Linked DNA regions of Homo sapiens: region 1 is linked to region 2. Evidence: chromatin contacts called from ENCODE Hi-C or POLR2A ChIA-PET data. All regions are on one chromosome and are shown on one strand. Each heading gives the region's core, a stretch centred on a gene start or an enhancer-like site at or near the end of the contact. The rest is flanking DNA. Distances are from core to core; before and after follow the strand shown.

The links. A loop is a pair of places that touch in the nucleus more often than their neighbours do. ChIA-PET counts read pairs that join two places held with the same protein, here RNA polymerase II (POLR2A). Pooled maps may share reads with other maps.
Region 1: a pooled map shows a loop between it and region 2 (2.2-fold over the local background). The contact joins two enhancer-like sites. A Hi-C loop is called at or near these places in 1 of 168 maps with a recorded cell type or tissue (heart left ventricle), 1 of 37 single-sample maps with no recorded cell type and 2 of 50 pooled maps. POLR2A ChIA-PET finds 5 or more read pairs at or near these places in 2 of 52 experiments (AG04450 and activated CD4-positive, alpha-beta T cell).

The regions. Positions count from the first base shown.
Region 1 is chr16:1,535,044-1,539,873 of GRCh38, forward strand. The region is part of intron 19 of IFT140 (intraflagellar transport 140); the gene reads right to left. The region is part of intron 1 of TMEM204 (transmembrane protein 204); the gene reads left to right. Among named protein-coding and RNA genes, the nearest start is that of TMEM204, 3.8 kb to the left of the region's middle. Within about 2 kb of position 2,793, at least 9 of the 41 ENCODE cell types and tissues checked have a DNase peak (open chromatin) inside an H3K27ac peak, as active enhancers do.
Region 2 is chr16:1,457,712-1,462,494 of GRCh38, forward strand. It overlaps CLCN7 (chloride voltage-gated channel 7), which reads right to left. Exons shown (of 25, transcript NM_001287.6): 3 at 3,892-3,963; 4 at 3,694-3,759; 5 at 3,105-3,237; 6 at 2,707-2,816; 7 at 1,396-1,476; 8 at 1-45. Among named protein-coding and RNA genes, the nearest start is that of CLCN7, 15 kb to the right of the region's middle. Within about 2 kb of position 2,211, at least 3 of the 41 ENCODE cell types and tissues checked have a DNase peak (open chromatin) inside an H3K27ac peak, as active enhancers do.

The DNA.
Region 1 (4,830 bases), core at 1,543-4,042, 78 kb after region 2:
ACATAAAAAAAAAATGAAAATGCTCTTTCTTTACTCATGAGTAAAATAAACAAGAAGTTTAAAAATACACGGGTGAGTTCTGGCTTTGTTCTCACGGTTGTTGGGGTCTTTGAGGCAGAGAGCAGCAGCAGGATCCCCAGGGATGAGCTTCAGATGGGACGCTGGAAAGGAGACAGGGAGGCCAGGACGCTCGGAAGGGGACAGGGATGCTCAGTGGTTGCAGAGGAGAGGAAGGGGCTCAGAATGATGCCACCGCACCGTGGGGTTTGAGTGGCAGGTGTGAGGCTGCATAAATAGGAAGGCGCTTACAGCCCATGGGGTCATCTCAACAGTCACGGCACAGGGACACAAGGTCTCCCAAAGGCCGACTCTCTGAAACTGTCAGCAAGGTTTTGACTCGCAGACACCCCAAGTCTCTGCTGCAGAGCCTCACAGACTCGGGGTTGGACGCTCCTTCTGCTCTGAAGATAATGCTGGTCTCTGAGGCAGTGCCTCTGCTCCAGGCTTCCGAGGGAGTCCCGGAGTACTGGGGTAACACACATCACGTGTGCCTCAACCACACAGCTCCATCCCCAACCTGCCGCGCTCAGAACCCTCAGCGGGGAATGTCATCCCCACTTCACAGGCAAAGAAACTGAGGCTTTGCAGAAGGCATGTGGCTTGGACAAGGTCCCACGAGGGAATTCAACCCCCTTGTCCACTCAAAGGCCCTCGGCTGCACCGCACAGCCTGGACTGCGCACTTCCTCTCGCATCCTTCACCAGCAGGGACCAACAGCCGTCTTTTAAAAAGATCAAAGCCTATGAATAACTTCAAAGCTTCCACCGGCTCTCAGAACTCGGTGTCTTATGGGAAGCCCGAGGCTTGGGTCTCCGCGTGACTCCGGCCAGGCGCCCTTCTTCCAGACTCTGCCTGCTCTGCTGAAGAAGGAGCCGCAGCCCCGTTACTGTGCTGAACCTCTCGCGGGGGCAGCGGCTTTAGGCCCCTGGAGGTGGGGCCGGGCGCTCATGTGCTTTGGGACCATCACTGGCGTCCAGCCCACAGAGCACCCCCGGGGGAGGGAGTTCCCAGCCGGCCCTTGGCCGCAGCTCTGCACCTCCAGGCCTCCTAACTGCTGCCACCAACACCCACAGGTGGCCCAGGCAGCCCAATCTCAGGGCAGCTGGAAGCCTTGGCGCCCCTCCCTGTTGCTACCTCTTGCGTTCCTCCAGTCACAGGGCCGCGTGTAGCCTCTGGCACGACCTATGCATCCGTCCCAGGCGCCCGGCTGTCCACTTGCTTAGGCCTGCTCACCTCAGGCCAGCAGGACACACGAGGCCCCTCACAGAGCCCCCTGGACTGCCTCCTGCTCACCTGCCTGCGTCCACTGCTCCTCCCTGAGCCCTGGTCAGCCCCTTGGACAATATTTACAACATCCTCCTGCAACTTGTATGGCATCTGCAGGTGGCTGACCCTCAGTGAACCTGAGCAGCGAAGGTTTGTCCACACAAGGGAAGCGTCACGGAAGCTCCTTGTAAACGGGACTCAGCTCAGGAAAAGGAACAGGCTCAACGGGTAACTTTTCTTTAATTTTAAAATTTATTTTAAGACAGAGTCTTGCTCTGTCACCCAGGCTGGAGTGCAGCCACCACATCCCCCAAGGCCCCAACACGGGGACGCGCCCAGAGTCTCCCTTGGCCGTGCTGGTGTCTTCCTCCTGCCTCTCTCGCCTTCTCCTTCACCGACGTCCATCTGCACTGGTGCCCACCTCTCCAAGCCCACGTGCTGCTCTCCCACGGGGTGGCCCCTCTGTCCACAGCAACATTCGCTGCCCCCACTCACGTGCACCCATGTCCCCAATCGGGTGAGGGGCTGCTACCTGCCACCACTGCACATCAAGCTAGCCTATGAACCTTTCTGCAAAATCCTGCCGTGTGACCTAGGCAGGCCTGGGAGTCAGCCCTGGCTGGGGGCAGCAGCTCTAGCCTGGCCACCCCACTGAGTCCAGCCAGCTCCTAGCGTCTTCCTTCCTGCCTTGGCCAGTGTTCCTTGTAAAATCACCCAGCACGTATGATGGGCTGCGACCGTCTGTGCTGTGAGGCTGGGTGCTGGTTTGCTCACAATTCCATCCCGAGAACCAGTCTAGGGTCGGGGTGGGGCAAGCCAGGGAAGACAACGTCACACCGCGTGCCTCCTCACGCAGGCCAGGGAAGACAACGCCACACCGCGTGCCTCCTCACGCACACCAGGCCACCCTCGGGGTTTCCGGATGTCGCTGAGGCCCGCGTGGATGTCTCCGGACGGCTCTGTGCCCTGAGGCCCTGCCCCATGGGGCACATGGAGTCAAAATCATCCAGCGCTCGTCACTCGCAAACATCACCAGGAGCCTGCCTGAGGGACAGGGGACGCGCCCCGGACATCCTGAACTCTGGTCAGGGCAAAGAGGGCTGGACCCAGGGCAGAGGAGCCCGGTCTCGACTTCATCCAGGTTCAGGCCCTCCCGTGCCCCTGCCAGGGGTGTCCTGTGGCCTGTGGTGAGTGGGACTTTCATTACGGATCAGGGGTGCTCTTTCCCTGTGAGGAGCTCGGGGGACCAGGGAGGCCTGAGGTCCACCTCACATGCCATGTCCAGAGGGGGTCTCAATTTCTCCTCCTCACTTCGTCTCGTTTTGGATATTTACGTCATCTCTCTGTATTTCGTGCGTTCTGTCAGGCATCTGAAACAAGGTGGCTTGGGAACAGATGACCGTGTGATTGAATCTCGAGGCAGGCGAGCCAGAGCCTGGCGCTAGCTGAGGGGGAGCCCCACCCCTCTCTCCGGTGGCTCCACGTGGCTCCGTCACCACGCATGCCCCGCCACACATCAAACGGGCACGTAAGACCCTGCCTGAATACAGGTGGAGGACAGAGCTCCCGGGCTTCACCCCCTGCTCGGCCAGGACCCAGCTGAACCACGTTCTCACCGACACCTTTAAAAGTCAGCTGCTACCACGCACAGCCACGCAGAGCCACGCAGAGCCACGCACACAGGCAGCACCCCAGGAACCCGTATAACACCCAAGCAGTGAACGCCAGCTCCAAACAGCTTTCTTGGGGCAGGCGGGAGCGTGGCTCAGACAGGAAGGCTCGGGCAGGAGTGCCTCCTTCCTGGCAGGGCGGTGGGTCTGTGGGTGCCCTTGTGGTGAGCCATGCACCCTGGGGACTTGGAGGCTGCAGAGTGGCTTGTGGGGCACGGCTGCTGCACAGAGCCCCTGCCATGGTGTGTGGCACAGGGCTGTGTGCCTGGAGCTGCGAGGAAGGAAGGCTGAGAGGCCAGGGCTGAGGGCGAGAGGACAGGTCAGGGGTGCGTCTGCTTATTCCCAGCTCCCAGGAACCTTGGTCACTCACCCTCACCACAACTACACGTGCAGCTGTGCCTGGTGCTCAAGCCCACCTCGGTCATGCCATTCTGGGCTATGCTCCTCCCAGGGCAGCTCTGCATCCCTCCTCCCCCTTCATTCTGGTCTTTCCTCCCCTCCAGGGCAGAGCGCAGAGCCCTGGGCAGGGAATCTGAGCTGCTCCTCTCTCGAACATGACCTTCTGCGTGATGTTTTAATGCCTCCCTCATTTTGCAATGTTTAGAGAAGCAGAGGCTTCTGAATGGAAGTCATTGCCAAGACAGTTAAGAGCAAAGATGGCACAGCACCGTGCCACAGATCCTGCTGGAAGGGGCCTCCAGAGCTCACACACGTCCCTAATGTGTGGACAGGACGCCCTCAAAATGCAGGCCTCACTCCGGTCCCTGCAGGCTGTACGTGGTCACTGCTTGGGGCTGGCTGTGGAGTCCGTTGGAGCAGTCAGGAAGGTCCTGCCAGTCAGCCAGGGCAGTGTCTGCCTCAACCCTGGCTCCTGCTGGTCCCATCTGCACAGGCCCTAGGGCAGGTGAGAAACCCAGGGCAAAAGCGCCCCCTACCTCAGGCCTCACCAAGCTGCACGGTGCCACGCGGCCCCCCACCTCAGGCCTCAGCAAGCTGCACAGTGCCAGATGGCCCCACGCCTCAGGCCTCAGCAAGCTGCACAGTGCCAGATGGCCCCCCACCTCAGGCCTCAGCAAGCTGCAGAGTGCCAGACGGCCCCACGCCTCAGGCCTCACCAAGCTGCACAGTGCCACGCCGCCCCACGCCTTGGGCCTCACCAAGCCACACGGTGCCAACGCCGACCCAAGCCTCAGGACTCACCAAGCCACACGGTGCCAAGCCACCCCACACCTTGGGCCTCACCAAGCCGCACAGTGCCAGTGACGTCCCATGCCTTGGGCCTCAGCAAGCCACATGGTGCAAATGCCGCCCCACGCCTTAGGCCTCAGCAAGTTGCACGGTGCCAGGCTGAGGTCAAGCACATCTCTGCTGTCCTCTGGCATTTCCAGTGCCCTGGGCTCTGCCCCTTCCTCCAAGCACTCTGGCCCCACGGCCACCTATGCCCATGCTGAGCCAGGTCCTCACCTGCTGCCAGGCTTTCCCGCTGTCCGTACGGGAACCCCTTGGCCACCAGGCTGGCTCTCAGCCCCCGCGTCTTCTGTTCCTTCTTTAGAGAGAACCTCGCGGGAGCGCTATGGTTTCTAACTCTGCAGTTACTTTGGAGATGAAGGAACGTGAGCTCTCAGTTACGTGGCAGTGACGCTCACTGGGGTGTCTGTTTTGCTGCGAGAAAAATGAGCGAGGGGCAGCTGCTGCCGCTTCCCATGGCCCTGTCAGTGGTGCCTGCCTGTCTGCGGGCAGGCAGCGTGCTCCGCTCTCCCCCTTGCCAGCGGAAGGCTCATGGTGCCATGTGCTGGCTGCTCAGACTCCTCAGCAGCCCGGGGACCCCGTGCCC
Region 2 (4,783 bases), core at 961-3,460:
CCCGACCACGGACAGGATCACACCGGACACTTTGATCACCAACGTCTGAAACACAGGGAGACGCATGGCCTCTGATGAAAAGGCAGGCGCTGTCTTTGGACCTGAGCCGTAAAACAGCACACACAGCCCCGATCAGGCAGAGTGGCTGGGACACGGGGCCTCCGGGAGGGGGCCAGCACCCCCAGGCTGGGTCTCCCCATGGCCACAGTGGAGCTAAACAGCAGCCAAGCGTCCCCCGCACTCACTCGGGGGACCTGCCCTCTGTGGCCTCAGCACTGAGCAGGCAAGGGGTTCTTTCGTTTCCTTCCTTCCTGAGGCAAAGCTGGGCCGCCCACCGCATCCTACAGGCACACCTGCCTCCGCCAGCGTGGCCAGCACAGGGGAGGTGTTCCCGCTAGCCCCGCCTAGCAAGGCTCCTCATACACCCCTGGCACTGGAAGGCTGGTCACCTGCGGCTCCACGATGCCCCCTCTCCCTTCGGCTGCTCCCCGCCCCCAGGGGCCTCATCCTCTCCACCTGAGAAGGTGTGTAAGGTGTTTATCAGCCTCCCTGCCCCAGGGCAGAACCCACAAGGGCGCAGACCCTAAACACAAGGGCGCTGAGTGTGTGGGGGAGGACTGTATGTTAAAGATGCCGAGCAAACTCAACCCTCAGCCAACAAAAGTTATAGAGCAACATCCAAGAAGGTTCAGGCCAGCCTGGCGCGGGTGACAGGCGGGTCGCCATTCCCAGCTGCTCCAGTAAACCTGATCTCCCACCACAGGGCAGGGGCACCCCAAGGTCACCTGGGAGCTTTCGCCAGAGGGGACACACTGGTCCCGCTCCTTGGCCACGGGGACCAGGCCCCGGAAGCACCCCCAGGGGGCAGCGGCCATGCTGCCCACCCATCCTCAGACGGGACGGGGCTGCGGCAAGTCTCAGGCTAAGGAACGATGGCGGCACAGACAGAAGCAACCACAGCGGAACTGGGTCAGGACTCCCAGCACCTCCAGAACCAGATGCTCTGATAACACCAAGTGTAAATGACCATGAGGCAAACTGAAAGCGGGAAACTGCTACACGCCCACTACCACGACAGCTTCCACGGTGAATCAGTCACCACCACGCAGCCCACAGTCACAGACGCGTCGCACAGCTGTGTCACACATGCACCACGCAAGCATTTCTGTATGACTACTCATTTCTTACGTAATTTAATATGTGCAAATACCAGTTGTTACCACTTTCAGAAAAAAAGGTGACCCCTTCACACCCAGCCAGCCCATCTGCACACAGTGCCACCAGTACACAGGGTGGCTGAGGCCAGTTCTGGAAGGCAGGCAGCCAAGAGAGCTGCTCCTGAACCAGCAAAGAGCGGGCGCCCACCCTGCCCAGCCAGGGCCACCGCACCCTCACCTTGAGCCGCACCACGTGGGGGATCTTCACCCCGTTGAGGAAGCACTTGATCTGGGGGATTCCGCTGCCAGCAGCCACCGGCTGAAAGAGGGGAAGCACGGCTGAGTGGGTCACGGCCAGGCTGAGACAGATGCAGCCCCTCAGCCCCAGGAGCCCCAGGAGCTGAGGAGAGCAGCAGACACGTCGGGGCCTCAGGGAAGGGGAGCTCAGCACACAAACGTCGGGGCCCCAGGGAAGGGAAGAGCAGCACACACGTCAGGGCCCCAGGGAAGGGGAGAGCAGCGCACACGTCGGGGCCCCAGGGAAGGGGAGCTCAGCACACACGTCGGGGCATCAGGGAAGGGGAGAGCAGCACACGCGTCGGGGCCTCAGGGAAGGGGAGAGCAGCACACATGTCGGGGCCTCAGGGAAGGGGAGCTCAGCACACACTTCGGGGCCCCAGGGAAGGGGAGAGCAGCACACATGTCGGGGCCTCAGGGAAGGGGAGCTCAGCACACACTTCGGGGCCCCAGGGAAGGGGAGCTCAGCACACACTTCGGGGCCCCAGGGAAGGGGAGAGCGGCACACACGTCGGGGCCTCAGGGAAGGGGAGCTCAGCACACATGTCGGGGCCTCAGGGAAGGGGAGCTCAGCACACACTTCGGGGCCCCAGGGAAGGGGAGCTCAGCACACACTTCGGGGCCCCAGGGAAGGGGAGAGCGGCACACACGTCGGGGCCTCAGGGAAGGGGAGCTCAGCACACACGTCGGGGCCCCAGGGAAGGGGAGCTCAGCACACATGTCGGGGCCTCAGGGAAGGGGAGAGCAGCACACACGTCGGGGCCTCAGGGAAGGGGAGAGCAGCACACACTTCGGGGCCCCAGGGAAGGGGAGCTCAGCACACACGTCGGGGCCTCAGGGAAGGGAAGAGCAGCACACACGTTGGGGCCCCAGGGAAGGGTCTCATGTCGTTGGGGTAGCTGCTCTCACTCTTCCCAGCCCAGACACAGATCAAGGACGTGGTGGAGGCGGAGGTGGAGATGGAAGGAGGGGAGGGCAGAGTGAGGAGATGGAAGGAGGGGCGGAGTGGGGTGAGGGTGCCCAGGCCTGTGCTGGTAGGTCAGGAGCAGCACCCCAGGGCTCTGGGGGTGAAGAGGCCCTGGTGTGTCTGCTCCTCCTGAGGTTGTGAGTCTGGACCACGTGATTCTAAAAGTGCCCGGGTTGTCAGCCAATGTGATGGTGGGGGTGGGTGAGCTGCAGGGGTTCCCGCCCATTCACCAAGACCCCCAATCCTTCATGGGGTCCGCCATAGCTGCGGCATCCTGCCACCCACCTCTATGAAAGCCACAATCACAGAGCCCACGAGCACGAAGGCGGCGTTCAGCGTGGCCCACAGCAACAGGGAGAAGGACAGTCCGCCCTTCTCTGTGAACTTGTCGATATCTGGGGCTCATCAAGGAGGGCTGGCTGCTTCCCCGTCATGACCACCCAGCCCAGACCTCAGCCCTGCCCCACAGACCAGCCTGGCAGATGCCACCCTGCTGGGTGGAGCCATGATGTTCACTGGACATCCCAGAGACGTCTCACGGCCCAACCATGACAGGGACACAGCCAGCCTGGCCGGGCCGCCTCCACCTGCACTGGAACACGCTGGGCTCAGGACTTCTGCCCGGGACTCGGCCCAGGCCACGCCCCCCTCCCAAGCTGCAGCGGCCGCACTGGGAAGGATACTGCCCTTGATGACCCTGTACTTGAGGCCAGCCAGGTTTTCCACCACGATGTCAATGAAGCAGGCCACGAGGCCCGTGAGGATCCCAATGAGGGCGCAGATGACCCAGCGCTTGATCTCCACCGTCCGGAAGGCCTGCAGGGCGCGGTCAGGGCGAGGGTCAGGCAGGGCCCTGGCGCAGTCACTCTGGCAGCAGCAGGACCGCCCAGACCGCCTGCAGGCCCCGGGATTATGAAGGGCCCAGTGTGCACGGTGCGCTGAGTCCCACAAAGGACAGTTTCTGGCCAACATCTGAGGCGCACCCGGGGCCCGAGGGTGACTCGGGGAGGTGGGTGAATTCCCAACAACTTCACAGCCAGCGGTTGTTATGCTGGGCACCGCATCTGGCGGCCGTAAGAGCAGCCTTCTTGGTTACGGTGACCGTGACCCTCCCACTGTCTCTAGAAACCAGACGAACCACAGGCCTCAGAGGCGGAGTCAGAGGAGGAGGGAGGAGGTGCGTCACCTCACCCCGGCAGAAGAGCAGCCCCAGGCCCGGCCGGCACCAGGCCCCGCACCGTGGGGCCCTGCAGGGAGCGGCGTCCAGCTCACCGTGTGATTGATCCGCCGCTCCTCCTCCAGGAACAGCTGGTTCTCACTGTTGTCATAGTCCAAGCTCTGCAGGCCGGGACAGCAAGGGCAGCACTCAGCACCGAACCCACGCTCTGGGTGCGGGCACAGGGGACCGGGAGTGGGCTGGCAGGGGGCAGAGGCCGGGTCTCAGGGTCAGGGGGACAGAAGGACGCCCACCTCATACTTGAGGGACAGGAGCTTCTCGTTGTGTGGGATCTCCTTGGGGAAGGGATGTGGAGGGTCCATATCCTGTGGCAGAAAAAGGCAAAGAGAGAAGCACAGTTGACAAGGCCACAAGGAGAGAGGCCCCTCTCAGCTCACACACGAGGCCATTATCATCCCGACACCAAGGACAAGGACACAGCAAGAGAACTGCACATGGGGCGCGGTGGCTGACACCTACAATCCCAGCACTTTGGGAGGCCGAGGCAAGTGGACCAGCTGCGGTCAGGAGTTCGAGACCAGCCTGGACAACAAGATGAAACCCTGTCGCTACTAAAAATACAAAAATTAGCTGGGCGTGGTGGTGGGCGCCTGTAATCCCAGCTACTCAGGAGGCTGAGGCAGGAGAATCGCTTGAACCCGGGATGCAGAGGTTGCAGTGAGCCGAGATTGCGCCGTTGCACTCCAGCCTGGGTGACAGAGCAAGACTCCGTCTCAAAGAAAAAAAAAAAAAAGAGAACTACAGACCAACACCCCTACAACCACGGATGCAAAGATCTTTGGTAAGACACAAGCAAAGTGATTCCAGCAATGCCAGGAGCAAGGTGAATTCAGCCTAGGAATACAAGTTAGTTTAACATCCAAAAATCAATCCATGAGGCCGGGTGCGGTGGCTCACACCTGTAATCCCAGCACTCTGGGAGGCAGAGGCAAGAGGATCAACTGAAGCCAGGAGTTCAAGACCAGCCTGGGCAACAGAGTAAAACCCTCATCTGTCTTTTTTTTTTTTTTTTTTTTTTTTTTTTTGAGATACAGTCACTCTTTTTGCCCAGGCTAGAGTGCAGTGACGCGATCTCAACTCACTGCAACCTCCGCCTTCCAGGTTAAAGCCATTCTCCTGCCTCAG